Linked DNA regions of Homo sapiens: region 2 is linked to region 1. Evidence: chromatin loops called from intact Hi-C (ENCODE). Cell type or tissue: dorsolateral prefrontal cortex. All regions are shown on one strand. Each heading gives the region's core, and the rest is flanking DNA. Links, peaks and the distances in the headings are about the cores only.

Region 1 (8,327 bases), core at 66-8,065:
CTCAGCCTCTGCCCCCTTGAAACAAGAAGGTCCCCAGCTGAGGGAGAGACACAGTCATGGTCTTAGGTTCTGAGGGTCTTCACACCAGCATCGGCTTGGTGCCAAGGATCTAGACTTTGCCATTTCTCTCAACGTCTCAGAAAAAGCACCAGCAGCTCTTGTCTTGCCAACTGTCTTTAAGAACAGTGACCAGCCAGCTCCACTCAGGAAGGCACTGCCAGCACTCTGAGCCCGCCCTTGCCTCCTACAATGCCAGGCAGCACATAGAATAAGCTCATTTCAGAAGTGAGGAAATCCAGGCTCAGTTAATCAGGATAGAGTGTGAGAGACAGCAGCAGACACTTGCCTCCAACCCAGGCTTGGCTGGCTCTGAGGTGTGAGATTCTACCCTAGCAGGGAAGCATTCAGCTGATGCCTGACAGACACCCCCTATTAATGTTGGCTACTTTGGATCCCACCCCACTTCTCACAAGTAATGTGAAGACAGGAGAGCCACTCAGTTCTCAAAATTCAGCTTCTTCATCTTCCTGCGATCATTCTGGCTGGCCCCACGGACCTTAAGATTCAATGAGGTTATATTTATAAAGAACTTATCTCATTTCTAGACATGGTCAATTGAAAAAAAAGGCCACAGATTCCTCCTGTCACTCACTGCAAGCCCATTTCCAATGTGACTTTATAGCCAAAGAGTACAGGATATCTCCCCAACTCCTGAATCTGGCCTGGGCCATTTGACCTGCTTTGGTCAATGAGATGATGTGACGTCACCCTGAAGAGCCATGCACATTGAGGTTTGCCTTCCCTTATTGCTGTCGGGCACCCTGAAGCCACCACTGGGTGAAGAACTCTGAGCCAGCCTACAGGAAAAGGACAGACATGGCCCACAGCCAGTCTACTCCCAGAAATGTAAGGTCTTTGGCTGCCAGCTGACCGCAGATGCCTGAGTGAGCCCAGACAGCAGTGTGAGGCAGAGGCAATCCATCCCAGATGGCTCAGCCCAAATCATCAACCCACAGCATTGTGAGCAAATCAGTGATTATCATTTTAAGCCACTGAGTTTCAGAGTAGTTTGTTCAGCAGCAATAGATAACTGATACAACCAGCACTATAGAAGTTGCTTAAAACATATTATCTTTCTCTCTTCCTTATTTCTTTTCAAAGAGCTGTAATGAATGCACGGGCAAGACTGCTGATGTTGGAACTGAGCAGACCCGGACATGCCCTTGACCCCTCTACTCAGCCTCGCTGTAACCATTTCCTCACCTGTGGAATCAGAGGGCTGGACTAGATGACTGCCAAGGTCCCAACCGACTCTAGCCTTCTGACCTTCTCTTGCATCTTTTCTCTTGTTTAAACTTTCATGTCAACATTGTCTCAGACATTTTTCTAGGTTTTGTATCACTTTCCATTCACTTTTGATAGAAATTCATGCTTTCTTTCCAGCCCCTCCTATCATGTCTAGATTGAGCATCTGAATGGATGTCTTTCTACACTTCTAAGTCAACAAGATTCAACTTTAGCAAGACACTGCCGCTTTTCAGTTCCTATATGTCATCCACTTAAGTCCCTTTAATAACAGATTTTGGGGGGGAAAGAAAAACCAGGTTAATTGCATAGCTTTAAAATTGCGTATGTGATTTGTTACCTTTGGTATTGCAAGCAATGTTTGAGGCCGAGCATTTTACATGGGTAACCTGGAGATGCTTTCTAGAAGGGCACTGTTGACCCCCAGACAGTGCATAGCAGGGCTGTTTGTAACCCCACAGTCAAAAGCTTTTGAGTTCAAGACATAAAGAGGAATATTTCCCATTTGAAAAAGTACTGAATCTGTGTTTCCCCTCATCAAATCACCTACCTCTAGGCATGTAAAGTTGGCTGGAGCCGGGCTTGGTAGCTCACACCTGTAATCCCAGCACTTTGGGAGGCTGAGGCAAGAGGATCACTTGAGCAGTTTGAAACCAGCCTGGGTAACATGACAAAATCCATGTCTCCACAAATACAAAAATTTGCCAGGCTTGGTGGTGTGTCTGTAGTCCCAACTACTCAGGAGGCTGAGGTGAAAGGATCACTTGAGTCCAGGAAGTTGAGGCTGCAGTGAACCATGATTGTGCCAGTGCACTGCAGCCTGGGCCACAGGACAACACTCTGTCTCAAAAAACACATTTACCTATGTAACAAAACTGCACATCCTGCACACGTACCCCTGAACTTAAAACAAAAGTTGAAAGTTAAAAAAAAATGTTGGCTGGAAGGTGTGGCAGCTTGCTCGGTGCCTGAGTGACAGTTCTTCCCAGCACAGGAGGTGGCCCACAGACCTCTCTTAGCTCTGAAAGTTCTGTAACATCCTCTGAGAGATAAGCATTGTTGAGAAGGTTACCCCAGTTTCCAAGAGACTTGGCAATTTCTACTGTGCCCCATTGCCTAATATGTGACAGCTCCTCACTGACTTTCTTGAAAGTCTTTATTTCAATGCTATATCACAGCATACCAGATAATATTTCAAGCCACAACAAGGGAATCACAGGTAAGAGAAACTGCCCATCGTGTGCTGGGCAACTGAGCTTCCCACCAGGAGCCCTTAATGAGCTGCTGCATCTGCCAGGAGTGGGTGACATCTGTTTCTTTACATACACGTCCTGGCCCTGTGAGTTTCTTTTGAAATGAAGTGTAAGGCCCCTTTGAATTACAGAAAGATGTGTGTGTGTGTGTGTGTGTGTGTGTGTGTGTGTCATGGGGGAAGAGTCCACCTTCTGTTTCTTTCTTTTTTTTTTTTTTTTTTGAGACGGAGTCTCACTCTGTCGCCCAGGCTGGAATGCAGTGGCGCGATTAAATTCAAACAGCACCCAGGAGACAAAGGCGAGTCCTGGCTGCAGCCCAGGCAGGTGTTCTCTCGTCAAAACAAAATCTGCCTCAAAAGTCAATCCAGAGGCTGGGCAAGTGAAAGAGCAGTGACTTAGAGGCAGGGAACCCGAGCTTCAGGCTACTCCTGCACATTGGGTGGCTACACAATCTCAATTACCCTTTTTAAACTTCAATTTCTTCATTTGATAAATGGGATCAATGACTCTCCACCTCAAATGGGTCTAATAGTATCTGCTCAACCTAATGGCTTAGATGGGAAACTGCTTTATTCAGGAAAGGACTCCGGAAAGGTAAGCTGCTTTATTAAAGTGTGGTGGCATGTTCTTCCAAGTTGAGAAGTTCTGCTAGATGGGAGAAATGAACAGTGCCCGTTTCTGAGTGTTCCAGACCACAGCCTTGCAGCTCTGGGGACCTAAAGGAAGAAACATCAGGTGTGTCTCGCGGGGCTGCAGACATGAAGACGGGGATGGAATTCAGGTGATAGTACTGGTTCCACTCATCCGCGCCTCCTTCAAATGCCTCCTTCTGGCACTCTGCATTTCAGCATTCTCTTTGGGCTGCGGAGGCTCCCTAGAAGCCACGTCCCCTGAAAGGAATATAGGAAGGACCTCTTGTTCCTGGCACCACCTTTAACTCCTGCCCCTGCCCACCAGGACACCTGGGCAAGACGCAGCGCAATGGTGGGTTACCAGGCAGGAGGGAGGGCTCTAGGAAGGTTGGGAGCCATGGAACTCTGGAGCTTAACCTTCTCTGACCACCAGTGTACCAGCCTGCGGGTGGCAGGACTGGGGCCTCTGCCTAGTGTTGAAACGGGGGCGCACAGATGCTTTTCTAAATAACTTTTGACCCCCTTTCTGGTAAATCTTTTTTTCAGAGTTGATTCTCTATGAAATCTACACTGCAAACACCACCTCCTCCGCTCCTAGAACGCAGACTGTCTTACCACCGCCCTAGTTTCCTTCCAATTCCAACTGGGGCGGGCCCGCCATGGGCCAACAACAGGCTGGCTCAGGGCTGAGGGGGTCTCTGGAGTCTGAACTCCGCGCCCGCTTGCTCCTCCAGGGCTTAGCTGGTCAGGACTTGAACATTCGCCGGATCCATAAATTGGGTCATTTTTAACCTCAAAACCGAACCGCAGCCTGGGGAGGCCTTTAGGACCGAGGGGAGCCATCCCTTCCTCTAGTCGGGCAGCAAATTCCTGTCCTCCTAGTCCCCCGCAGCTATCCCCCGCCCCCAGCCTCTGTGGCCCTCACATTGTCAGACACTGGCCGCGGGCCACCATCTGGACGCGATCCCCCGCTAGGGCCTCCCTGGTCTGGGCCAAAGTTGGTGGCCACCTTCGCGCGGGCTGCGCCCTCCTTCTCTTCCCTGCCCTCCTCCCCCGGGGCCCGCGCCCGCTGCCTCCAGCACGCGCGTCGGCAGGCTCGGCAAGCGAAGAGGAGCGGCTCGCCCCAGGGCGCCCCTCGCCCAGCCTGCCGGCCAGGCGAGCGCGACGAGAGTCTCCCCGCACCCCTTCCTCTCCCGGGGGCCGAGAGGGTTGGGCTCCGCCCCGGCGCCGCAGCTCCCGACTCCCCGCCGCTCGGGCTGCCGCCGCTGCCCCGCGCCCGGCGCTCGGGGCAGCCGGGGGCGCAGGCGGAGAGCGCAGGGCGGGGAGAGGCGTGGGGAGCAGAGCGGCGCTGAGGGGAGGGCAGAGGAGGAGAGAGCCTGGCAGCGGAGGAGCAGAGGCGGGCGCCGCACCGCCCCGCACGCTCGCTCGCTCGGGAGAGTCGCGGGCGGCCGCTTGGGCGCACTTGCCGGGTCACCTTGTCCCGGAGGTAAGTCCAGACCTCCCGGCCGCGGGGGCGGGCGGAGGGGCCCGCAGTGGGCGGGGTCGCGGCAGGGGCCGCGAGCTGGCGGCGGGAGCTGGAGGCTGCCCTGCGCTGGCGGGTGTCCTAGTCCTGGCTCCGCCTCGGAGCGCGCAGACCCGGCGGCGGCGTGGCGCCCGCGGTAAGTCCGGGTGGTCGCCGCGACGAGACTTGGGAGACACGGGGTCGCAGGGCGGGAGGGGGAGCTGAGCCGGCAGAGAAAATGCCCAGGAAGGGGTCGATGCTGGCCTGGGCTGCACCTTGGTGCCTTGCCACCCCGGGAGACGCGAAGGGGCTGCTGTGCGAATTCGATGGGAGCTGGTGAGACCGAGAACTGAGAGCGTAGCGGAGCCAGGCTGCCCAGCAGGGCCATGAGGGCGCGCGGCGGGCCAAGGCTCTGCGGGTTCGGGCTGCCCCTCGGAGTGACCCGAAGGAGACCAGCCAGGGCTGGTGAGCCGGGCGGCCACGGAGCTGGGGACCTAGGTCTGTTTGGGAGTAGGAAGGGAAACAGACTAATTCTCCGAGCGGAGCGGCAGGCAAGGTGCAAGCGCGCTTGGGATGGGGAATCCCGACGGGCGACCGTGGCGGAAGCAGAGACTCCTGGAGCCTCTTTCCTCTAGCCAGGACAAGACCTGCCTTCAAAAGCTGTCTGGCCCCTGGCAGCCGCGACAGCCTGCAGCCCTGGGAGCCACAGCCCTGGCGCCGAGATGGGAGCGAGCACATACGCTTTTTTGGTTCCAATTTGAATCTCGCTTTTTCCTAGTCGTGATTTCTGCCTCTTCATGTGCACTCTCTGGGCAGTGAGGAGGAAGGAATGGCTCACTGGATGAGTTGGGCACTTTTCTTAGGGAAGGGGCTTTGTCCCTATGCGCTTTTTGCAAGACCCTACTAGAGTGGCTCTGGCAGCCGAGCTTTGAGGAGGCGGCCAGAGGGGCCGCTTGGCGTTTCTGAAAGACGAGAGGAAGGGGTCTTCTGGTAGTCCTGTTTTCCTTTGGGGGTTTCGTTGCACGCAGAGGCTTGGGCGCTTGGCACCCAGACTTCAGGTGCGCACAGTCCTCCTGCGACGTCAGATGCGCTGGCGCCGCGGCGCTCCTGGCTCGGACCGATGCCTGCGCCTTCCCTGGCCACGTCCTGGTGTTTAGTGCAGCAGACACCGGCCGAAGGCTTGGCTGATTGGGGGTGTCGAGGGGAGGGGGGCTGGGCGTTACACAGTGGCTCCGTTTTCTGGTTGGAATCAGTTGGTGAGGCGTGCGCGCGCGAGTCCGTGTATCTGTCCGTCTCCCTCCTACAGCCCAGCGTGTTTGGTCTGAGTCCAAAGAAGGAGGTGGTGTGTGTGCTGCGTAGACCTGCGCCTGTGGGGTGAGCAGCCTCATAGCCCCCAGAGCCGGCCAACTTCTCCGTGCTAGGCTGCGACCTCAAGGGCTGCCGCGTCGGGGATCGGAAGTGGTCTTCAAAGAGGGGTCTAGGTCGCGAAATCCTGGCAGCAGCCGAAGTGAAAAGGAGCTGCTAGGAGGCGGGCGGGGGGCAGTCTGATGTCCGTTCTGGCGCGGACAGGAAGAAACTGAAGTCGAATTTTTAGTTGAATTGCGTGCTCTGTGTTTGGCGGTGGTGTGGCCCGTTCTTTTGGAGGTCCACACCACAGGTATGAGGCCTGTGGGCCCTGAGGAAGCGCGATCCCCTTAATTCCTCCCTCCCCTCTCTCTCCACCGCCCGCCCCTTTGCAAGGAGCAAGCCTGACAGTAGCTGATCGGCGCCCTCTCTCACCCTGTCCCCATTTCCTGCCTGAAAACGGAATCCTCATAATCAAGAGGGCCTTGTTAAAAAAAAAAAAAAAAAGGAAAGAAAAGATGGAGAAACCTATTTTTAAACTTTTTTATTATGGAAAATTTCAGTTGTACACAGTGACAGACAGAGAATAGCACTGAAGCTTTGTGTACCCCCCACCCAGTCACCACCTGCAGTTACCTTTGGTAGAGTTTTGGAGGCCACAGAGTTTTGGAAGCCTTGTTTGATGAAGTATTTCAAAACTCATTCCAAAATGCTAAGTATTGGATAGTAGGTTAATTAGCTCCATTCAGTCATGACACATTGTATACGCATATCACAGCATCATTTTGTACCCCATAAACATACACAATTATAATTTGTTAATATCTGATAAAATAAACCAATTCAGTAAAAATACAAAATCACTTTGATGTAAACTTCAAAAAAATAAAAAAACCATTCCAAACTCACTTCACCTCTAAACACATCCCTCTGTATCTCCAGCTGATGACATTTCATTTTATGTTCACCTATCAGAAATGTCAGTTTTTAATAACCCCATTAGAGTATAGGTGATATTAAAATAAAAATGAAGGCCCCCTCCATTCCCATTTTAGGGTAGAAAAGGAAAACCTGCCAACTTTACTTGAGGCGTACAGGGGTGAGATATTGAAGAAGGAAAGACAAGTCCGGATCCTGGGAAGACAGATATGTTAGCAATAGGAACAGACTCATTCTAATTCATGAAGGGCGTGAACACGATTCTGGTTGAGCCATGATAGGCAAGAGAATTTTTTTTGATAAAAACTTTAAAACTCAGTTCAAAAATTATAAGCAATTAATTTCTTCCACATTTAGCATTGAGATAAATTAAAAGTGCTCTACCAGACTTGAGTTATTTTTCTCATTAATTTTAAATCGTATTTTCTAGGGAGTTATTACTATTATCAGAGAATAGAAAGTTGTTTTCTTATGTAAGATTTCTATCTGAGGCACTAGTCGGTGCTATTCTGAGGTTCATGGAGAGTACTGAACATTTCATTGTCTAATTAGAAAATGTTTGGTCATCCTCCAGGTCACACCTGCTCTGCCCTCTGAAAAGGCTCTGTGCTTGCTGAGATGTGATATTCACTGTGACTTCTACTGTCTGGAGAGGCATGGCACGCAGGGAGGCACTGGAGGCAGTGGGAGGGGAGGCCCTCCCTCCACCAGCCCCCTCCCATTCTGCACACCTCTGTGCTTTCCTGTATATAAAAGCAGTTCCTAAAAATTGTCAGTGATGTTCTTAGAGGAGTCAGTCAGACTTTTGAATACCTTTATAAAGTGCACTATTTAAAGGTGTCCTTAGTTAACCTTTTGTAAGATGAATAACCATCTTGTAGGTGAGCAGTTTTATGTCCTGTCACCCATCCCCAAATAAAACCTTGTCTTTTCATGACTCCAGCTTGACCCTGTGCCCCTCACATTGGCCTTTCAGACCCTCATGCACATTGGAAAATGCAGGCTCCATCTCAGAGTAAATGTACCGCTGTGGCCCATAGTTTGAACAGATGTCACATTATCAGCAAAATTCTTTGAATGAGTGGGTAAAGGTGACAAGGACTGAAGTATGTGGGGTGTTAATTTGACAACACCAGCAGAACACTAGGGGTAAATGACTAGCAAAACAGCCTCTTGTATCAGTGGAAAGTTGCATAAGGTCATTTTGGGGCAGTGCACTGATAGAAGTTTTTGGAGCCTTAGCTCTTGACCCGGCATCACTACACTAGGGGCATGGTGTCAAAATCTCTACAAAGCAGTATTCAAAACATTAGAGATAGGCTGACCAGGTCTCTAACCACGTCACCAGAATTA
Region 2 (8,327 bases), core at 254-8,253, 170 kb after region 1:
CCGAACAAAGAAAAGTGAAGGCAAATGCCTTAGGAGCAATAAAGAACACTCTCTAAAGAAAGGAGGACAGCAGGATCACATGATGATTTGGGTCTGAAAGATGAGCTGGCTTGGCTGCTGATGGAAATGAGGGAGAAGATCTTTAACTGAGGCGGTCATAGACACCCTTGGATTGCCCACAGGGCGTGTTGTTATGGAGGGCAATGACAGGAAATCAACACTGCCCCAAAAGTCCCAGCTGGGGAGCCTCTACTTTGTGACATACAAGGGAAACCATGGAAATCAAGGAAGAGGCTGTGGCCTAGAAGGCTTCAAATTGAAGTCTGGGGAAATTAGAGAACAGGCTCAGAATGTCCTGGGAGCTGTGGGCCCAGACAAGGTTGGAAACCGTGGCCTGGCATCTTCCCTGCTGTAGAAGTGGAAGATGAAATGGTGACTCCTGCGGCGGGCATTGCCATGCGTCAGGGTGAGCTCCGGGGCAGGTGGAGGCAGCAAAGGCCTCTCAGGACCGCGGAAGGGCCTCATCAGCCACCACATCCCCACCTGCGGGCGCGACGGCCTCATCATCTCCTCCAGAAAGCAACACTGTCAGCCACACATCAGGAACTGTCAGCCTCAAATTCAACATTCCTCATTCTTGAACCAATTTACCAAAACTTTTTTCTTCATAAAAAGGTGAGATTTTTATATTTGGGATCAGGAGGACCTTTTTAGTTTATCAGGGCTACCCTGGGAAGGACTTCCAGAGCAGAGCTTTATCACGTAAAATCTGCTGAGGCATCTGAGCATTGAGGAATCTCTCCTGGAAACAAACATATCGGAAAAATTTCAAAAATTCTTCTTGCTGAGAGGACCTTTCTTGATTTATATATATATACACACACATATATGCATATATAATAAGTATATACACTTCTATGCAGAACCATATTCTGTGAAGCTAGCTTTATTTTCAAAGAGTTGTAATAAAATAAGCTTCTGTGGCTAGTTCTATACTCTACTATCACCTGGCTTTGTTTTAAATAGTAGATTTGCAGTGTTGGTGACTTCTGAAACCAAGGACCCAACATTTTGATAAGAGCTTAGATTGCTTATAGTTACATCAACCAAGACTCAAAAATGTGAGCAAAGCATCACTGCTGTCCAGCTAGGCATGTCCCTGTAGCCTCATCCTCTGCTCCTAACTTCAGAGGGTGGCACAGACTAGACCAGAACTAGACTCATTCATCTCCCAGATGTCTTTCTGTGGAAGTGGGGGCTGTGGGCCCAGGGCGGTGTCAGGAGAGGGCAGGGAGGAGTTTGGAAGTCAGCCTATCTTTCTAGTTCTGTGAATTCCCTGCTGCGTAGATTTCACACGTAATTTACTTTTTATTTTATTTTATTTTATTATTTTATTTGAAACAGTCTCGCTCCAGGCTGGAGTGCAGTGGTGCGATCACAACTCACTGCAAACTCTGCCCCTCAGGTTCAAGTGATTCTTGTGCCTCAGCCTCCTGAGTAGCTGGGATTACAGGCACATGCCACCATGCCTGGCTGAATTTTGTATTTTCAGTAGAGATGGGGTTTCACCACGTTGGCCAGGCTGGTCTCAAACTCCTGACCTTAGGTGATCAGCCTGCCTCGGCCTCCCAAAGTGCTGGGATTACAGGCATGAGCCACCACATCTGGCCAGAGTTCACACCTAATTTAATAATAACACCAGTGAAAAAAAGCAGGCTGCCTCATTTCAATGAGAGTTTTTCAAGACCCCTGGTCCCAGGACCATAGGGGTCCCTTTTCTTGTTCTTTGTCAAGAGTCCAGGTAACAAGATGATAACGTGGCCCTGCTGTCGTGAGCGGGGAAACAGCAGGAAGCCTTGCTTCCCTTCAAGTATTTAGTGCCAGCTGGAGGGATAAAGAGACCTGTAAATAATTGTGGCTTTACAAGGAAACAAGGGAAGGCCATCGGGGCTTCCAGACACAGGGATGACAAGCTGTTTTCCTCCCTTCTGGAATAAATTCGCGAGAAGCTGAAACAGAACTTGAAATGAACTTATTTTATGAAGGCTCTGGAGGGTACTGCCATAGATTATGTGAAGTTTGTTTTTTTTTTTTTTTCGTTTTGGTCAATAAAGTTACCACAGGCTTTCATATCACAGAATAACCTTTCCCATAGTTTCCAGTGGTTCTTTGTGCTCTGTTCTAGACCTCCTCCCCCGAGGAAAATCAGAGGCGATGGGCAGACCGTGTCGAATCTGAACATGACGTGGCTTGCTGCAGCAAGCTTACTGCCATGCTAAACACTTAGTGAGGAAGCATGCCTGGAAACTGTCCCTCTGGTCAGAGTGCCTCCAGACCCAGAATGTCCTGGCCGCAATCATTCAGGCACATGTTACTGTCCTGAGTACAGACGTAGGATCTGAGCCCTCGCTGGCTGCAGAGCCACCACTGCCCACCTCTCTGGCACGTGCCTTCCTCCCTGACACCACCCAGCCCGAAGGCCCACAGTGGAGTGCGTGATGCCCCTGCTGTGCCCCTCCTGGTTTATCCGTGCCTGGCAGAGTCCCAGCACCCAGCACGGGAGCAGGTGTAGGGGAGGCTCAGAAATAAACATGGATCAATATTAACTGGTAACGTTCACGGGGGGGAATGTTCCAAAGAACCTTGTTGAAACCCTCTAAGTTGGTCCCCTTTTGATTCTAGTTGATCACCCTGGAAGAAATGGCAGCATTCAATTCCTCCATCCTTTTTTCCAGTTCGCAAGGGCTGGTTCCCTGGACCAGCAGCATCAGGGTCATCTGGGAACGTTTTAGGATCGTGAAGTCTCGTCAGCTCCCAAGACCTGCTGACTCGGAAGCTCTGGGGACGGGGCTGGCAGTCTGGGTGTGAATGCCCTCTGAGGTTGCTGTGGAGACTCCTGAGGTAACACATGCTGAAGTCAGCCTGTCCTAATGGACCAGGCTCTTGGTTAGGAGCCCCAGCACCTAGGGGAGGCCGTGGTTCAGGGTTGTTGGGGTGTGGGCACAGCACGTGACACCCGCACCAGCCGCTCTCACCTTTTCACTCCTGCCCTCCCAGGTCACCTGCATCCGCCAAACTCTGCCTGGGGTTCCCTTCGTTATCAGCAGAGCACATAGACACATGTCTGGATTTGTTTATTCATTGTCTTTTCAAATATAGTGTACTCAACTTGGAAAACAGAAGGAGGAGGAAGAGAATGGAGAAAGAAAGCATGAAAACTGAACCTCTCCTCCATGCCCCTTTCTCAAAGCCCCTCCTCCAGGGGGACCCCGTCTTTCTGTGCCTTTATCAATGTGTGTGTGGGCAGTTTTGATTTACACGTAGAAGACCATCAAAGTGCAATGCAGCTTGCTTTTTCACATAATGTAAATACTTCTGGTATCTGCATATAAACACCAGCATTGACATTTTTAATGATTTTGTAGCATTTTGATGTATGAATTGCAATAATTTCATTACAGTAATGTTTTCCCTAAAAATGGACATATCAATTGTTTTCAACTTCTCCTTTTGCAAATATAGGATATCCACAAGTGAAATTCCACCAAGTCAAAGGTTATTCACATGTAAATTTAGCTACATACTGTAACTTCTCCTCCAGAAGTCCGTACCAGTTTTCATTCCTATTAACAAAATGTGAATGCCTGTCTTTCCCACCTGAGCTCAGTGTTCCATTTTCAACAATCTGATAGATAAAATAAAAGATATTGTCAGTTTCAGTTTGTGTTTCATTGGTTACTATAAAGCTGAACATCTTTATGTGTGTTATTTTTTTTCCTGCTTTTATTTCCCGTATAAATTTCTAGTTCTACATTTACCATTTTGTATTGGGTGTTCACATTTTATTAATTTGTAGACCTTATTTTTCTGACACAGTTTTTAGTCTGCTGTTCATGAGCTTTACTGCAAACATGTCCTCCTGCCAGACTTGGCTGTCAGTGGTGCCTCTTGCTGTAGAAAGGAGTCCTGGAGTATCTTCAGTGGTTGCTGGAGGGAAGCTTCCAGGGCACTACAGTCCAGTTCTTTACAGCTGCTGAGCATTGGTTGTGCGGTGTCTCACAGTGACTCAGCAGAAGACAGAGCCTGCACTAGTGTCTCCCAGGCATCATCGGATCCTGCAGCTCCCACACGGCAGCCCCAGGAGCAGCCTGGCAGTGTGACTCAGCAGCTTTCCTTGCCTGTTCTGAGGGGGCGCAGCTGGGGACAGCACGGGCTTCTGCCCACTCCTCACCCTGCCAGCGGGAAGCCTCCAAGACTTGGGAAGGAAAGGCAGTGAAGACCTCACTTGTCTCCTGCTGGGCCGTGGGCCCAGGTGCTGGCTTCACGGTGGTGACTCATGAACACACGAAGAATTGGGTGTGCAGAGGAGGAGAAACCATGCAGTGAAGAGCCCCATCGTCCTGTCACAAAATCCACTGCTAACTTTTTATTTCTACACCTATCTCCTCATGCTTCACAGAACCTCTGACCAAAGCAGCTTCCTCTTATCATTCACAGATTTTATAACTTTCTGCCTTTCCGAACGCGCTCTTCATTCCTGGTCATCTTGCATAATTTCCCGCCCGTGATTCTAAAGAAGAGAACCTATTGCTATGATAAAAGCTCACTGCAGATTCAGGGACATTGCACCTTATCCCAGCGGACACCAAGGGTCTCTGTGCTGGTTGGGTCTTGCCTCCAGTTCTCATCTTTCTTATTAAATACTTAAGTTTCTAAACTGGAGACTTTTCTTGATGAGGAGGCCGACTAAAGGAGTACCTTTTTATAAGCTTTTTTTACAATTACATTCACATCACAAAACACGTAGTTTTGTAACAGTGCAGTTATTCACACATGCCTCTTGTTTTTCAGAGCACCCTTTTCTCCCCTTCTGTGTTGAGGGTGGATCTCACGGCCACACAGTTAACCTATGTTAACCACCTCGACTGCCCTTCCAGTTTCCTCCACACTCAGCCATTTGCATATGCACACACATCTAGCACCCGGTCACCATGCCATCTACCACTGTGGGGACCCTCTCACCAGTTTATTCTCATGAGAGTAAACACACTTTCTGTATCTCAATGTTTTCACTGACAATACTTTCCAATATTCTGGAAATTTTGTAGTTATTGTCTTTAGCATTCATGAAATACCTGCATAACAATGACTGTCGTTGACCCAGCTGTCTTTCCAACACTGCTTGTTCACTGTTGTCTGGACTTTGGGGGGGCTCTATGAACAATGTTCCAATCAAATGTAGTTTTTGGTGAAAGTTTATATCCATATTTGCCGGTATATGAGACTGGGCTGCAAATAGGGTACTTCAATTTTCATGAGAAAGCTTAACTTCTTTTCATCATGCATAAGTTGGAAGTGATTTTCATCTATTATTGAAGCTGCGTCATTGTTTGGGGTAAATACCCAAGGTTCATTGTCTCGTGCCAAGGGAATAGAGGAAATGGACATACAAGAAGTGTATTTAAGAGTGGAGGTTTAATAGGCAAAAGAAAGAGAAAAGAGAACAGCTCTCTCTCCTGCAGAGAGAGAGGGGCACCTGAGTGGGTCTTCTAGTCCATGGCAAAGTACATGGGGTTTTATAGACTGGCTTGAGGAGGCAGTGTCTGATTTACATAGGGCCCAAAGATTGGTTGGACCAGGTGTGCCATTTACATAGCACACAAAGAAGCTGGCCACCTCTCCCTAATGTTTTACTATGCAGATGGGGTCTCTACCTGGCCAGTGCCATGTTGTCTGCTCCTTACTGTGCACGTGGTTGACAAGGAAAGGAGATGATGGAGTGCCATGTTGAACCTGCCTGGCCACCATGTAGCCTTTTCCTATTGGCACAGCTGCTGGCATTCACCCATGCAAGCTTCCAGCTTATCTATGTCTGCAGCTCAATTTTACAGGCTGCTCTTTGTTAGAAAAGAAGTGATTTGGGGGCTGCTTTTCATTAAAAGGAAAATCTTACCAAGGACTCTCTTACCCTCGCTATCTGCCTAAATAATTTCTTTTTAACTGCTATATCATTATTATAAGATAAAATCTATATTGATCATGTCAACAGACCTAGGTTCTGCCTGGGGCGCAGTAGGAAATCACAAGTTGCAATTGAGGCCTTGCATACCATCCAAGAGGCTCCTGAGAATTTTCCCCTGCACATGGGAAGTCATTGCTTGACCTTTTCCCTGTGGGGGATCCTGCAAGGCAGTTCCCTGCAGCCACGGGCAGGGCCCGGGGAGGGCAGGCTGCTGCAGCCTCAGCAGCCCACCCTTCCAGCAGCTGAGGAGGGTACATTGGCTGGGAAGAGGGGTCTTGGTACAGCTCCTACAGAATCCCACATGGAACTACATGCAGCATAGATGCCAAATACATAGTGAACAGAGGAGTGAACAGCGAGCAAGAAACCCAGCACTCTGTGGTGTGTCTCATATGGTAATTACAAGCCACATGGTAATTTACGATTCCTTCCCTTCAGAGCTACATTTTCTTCAAGTCCCTTCCACGTCCCCTCCCTCCACTCTAACAGCCTCTTCCCTGTGAAAAGCAGTGGCATTGGAGAGACAGAAAGAATAGGCCCATAAAGACAACCCTCTCATTCAGAGACATCAGCCCTCAGAGGTCCCACCTAGCCACTGGATCTTCTTCATGAAGCCTCTTGCTCACCTAGAAAACCCCAGCAAAATGTGGGCTCTCCAGACTTCTGCCACAGAGAAGACCCTTCTAAAATGCTGATATTCCTAGATGTGATACAGATCAAGTCACTAAAGTCCTAAATTTCAAATCAAGGAAGGAAGGGGGAAGGTGATGCCAGAAACAGAACAGGCAAAGAGCAGAGCAGGTGCTCTGCCAGCAGGCACCAGTCAAAGGTCCAGCAGTAAAAGGTGTACAGGTGTCACCAAGAGCCTCAGTCACCACAGCAGGGCAGAGGCAGTGGGCTGCACCCACCTAGTTGGCTGGTGTAGACCACCCTGGCTCCCTTCGAGTCTCCCCAGCCCCAGAACACCCCTCAACTATCTGTAGACTCCTCTGTGTAGTCAAGACTTCTTGGCAGAAATCCAGGGCTATCCTAGAAGCATCTTAGAAACTGCTGCGACCTGGAGGGGTTAAATGCCTTGACCAAGGCCACAGCTAGTTAATGGCCAAGCTGGGACTAACATCCAGTCATCCAGTGTCCGAGAGAGTGTTCCCTCCAAACACTGCATCATTTAGCCTCACGCAGTCCTAAAAAGTGGAGGTGAATGAGTTGCCCAAGTGAAGCGGGCACGGCTCACCTCTCAGTCACAGAGGAAAAGCAGCCAGCTCAAAGCTGCACTGTCAACTCATACCAAAGCTGGTCACCCCAGTGACAGTGCAGGGCTGAGAAGGACAGAAAAACCAAGATGGATGCTGCAGGTGCAAAATCGGATTTTTTAAAAAAGGGAATATAACTGACAAGTTTGCATATATATATTAAGAACAGCAATGTGGTATAAGGTAAAAATAGAAATTGTTTTATTTATTATTTATTTGGAGACTGTCTCCAGAGGGTCTCACTCTGTCACCCAGGCTAGAGTGCAGCGGCACCATCAGGACTCACTGCATCCTCCACCTCCTGAGCTCAAGCGATTCTCCCATCTCAGCCCCTTCCCGAGACGCTGGGACTACAAACATGTACCACCATGCCCGGTGAATTTTTTGTATTTTTTTTAAATAGAGACTGGGTTTCACAACGTTGCCTAGGCTGGTCTCAAACTCCTGGACTCAAGAAATACCCCCACTTTGACCTCCCAACGGGCTGGGATTACATGAACCACCACACTCAGCCTGGAATTTGTATGTTTTTAAATGTCATTGGATGAATATCTGTGAATGTGATTGCTACTGAAAACAAACAAAAAAAGGAATGGCCATTGTCAAGATAAATGGCATATTAAATGTGGAAGCAGAGGCTCGGGCTCTGATTTGAAAGTCTGTGCATGACTCAGCTTGGGCTTGTGATGGCTTCTGATTCCAGGCTCAGAGAGTGAGCACACTGCACTGTTTAAGAAATAAACACAGGGGTAGCCCAGGGGTGCCAAAGGTCATAGGCCAGGCACGCAGGACTTGTGCTGAGATGGCAACCTGGACTGGAAGACAACCTGCTGGGCCTCCCTGCCAGCGTGGTGGGTGCAGCTGACATCAGCAGCAGGTGTCTGACATGGGGGCCCAGGAAGCAGAGCTGAGGAGGTGCTGTCCCAACGGCAAGACCCACAAAGGCCACACACATTATTATAATACAAAGCACTGTGTGCAGCCTAAAATGTGGAGACAGGAGGGGTGCACACAGAGGGTATGAAATGCTCCCAGAGTGAGGTAAGACGCAG

What was found. A loop is a pair of places that touch in the nucleus more often than their neighbours do. Peaks named below come from ENCODE experiments on the same cell type or tissue, not always from the same donor. Only the 100,000 strongest peaks of a DNase experiment are listed, where the experiment ranks them.
Region 2: a loop joins it to region 1, with 2.4 times the contacts of the local background. A loop is called at or near these places in 6 of 110 quality-filtered maps.

What each region holds. Positions count from the first base shown.
Region 1 is chr20:24,465,078-24,473,404 of GRCh38, forward strand. SYNDIG1 (synapse differentiation inducing 1) reads left to right here and starts at 4,552. Exons shown (of 4, transcript NM_024893.3): 1 at 4,552-4,676. In dorsolateral prefrontal cortex, for the core only: CTCF peaks have their summits at 5,035 and 6,580; DNase peaks (open chromatin) are centred at 924, 4,134, 4,654, 6,434 and 4 weaker places; H3K4me3 peaks cover 4,013 bases; H3K27ac peaks cover 6,714 bases; H3K27me3 peaks cover 380 bases.
Region 2 is chr20:24,630,870-24,639,196 of GRCh38, forward strand. All of the region lies in intron 3 of SYNDIG1 (synapse differentiation inducing 1), which reads left to right. Among named protein-coding and RNA genes, the nearest start is that of SYNDIG1, 170 kb to the left of the region's middle. RefSeq lists enhancers at 2,848-3,500, 3,584-4,783, 3,665-4,503, 7,718-8,219, 8,220-8,327. In dorsolateral prefrontal cortex, for the core only: no CTCF peak of the experiment used is centred there; a DNase peak (open chromatin) is centred at 4,162; H3K27ac peaks cover 2,695 bases.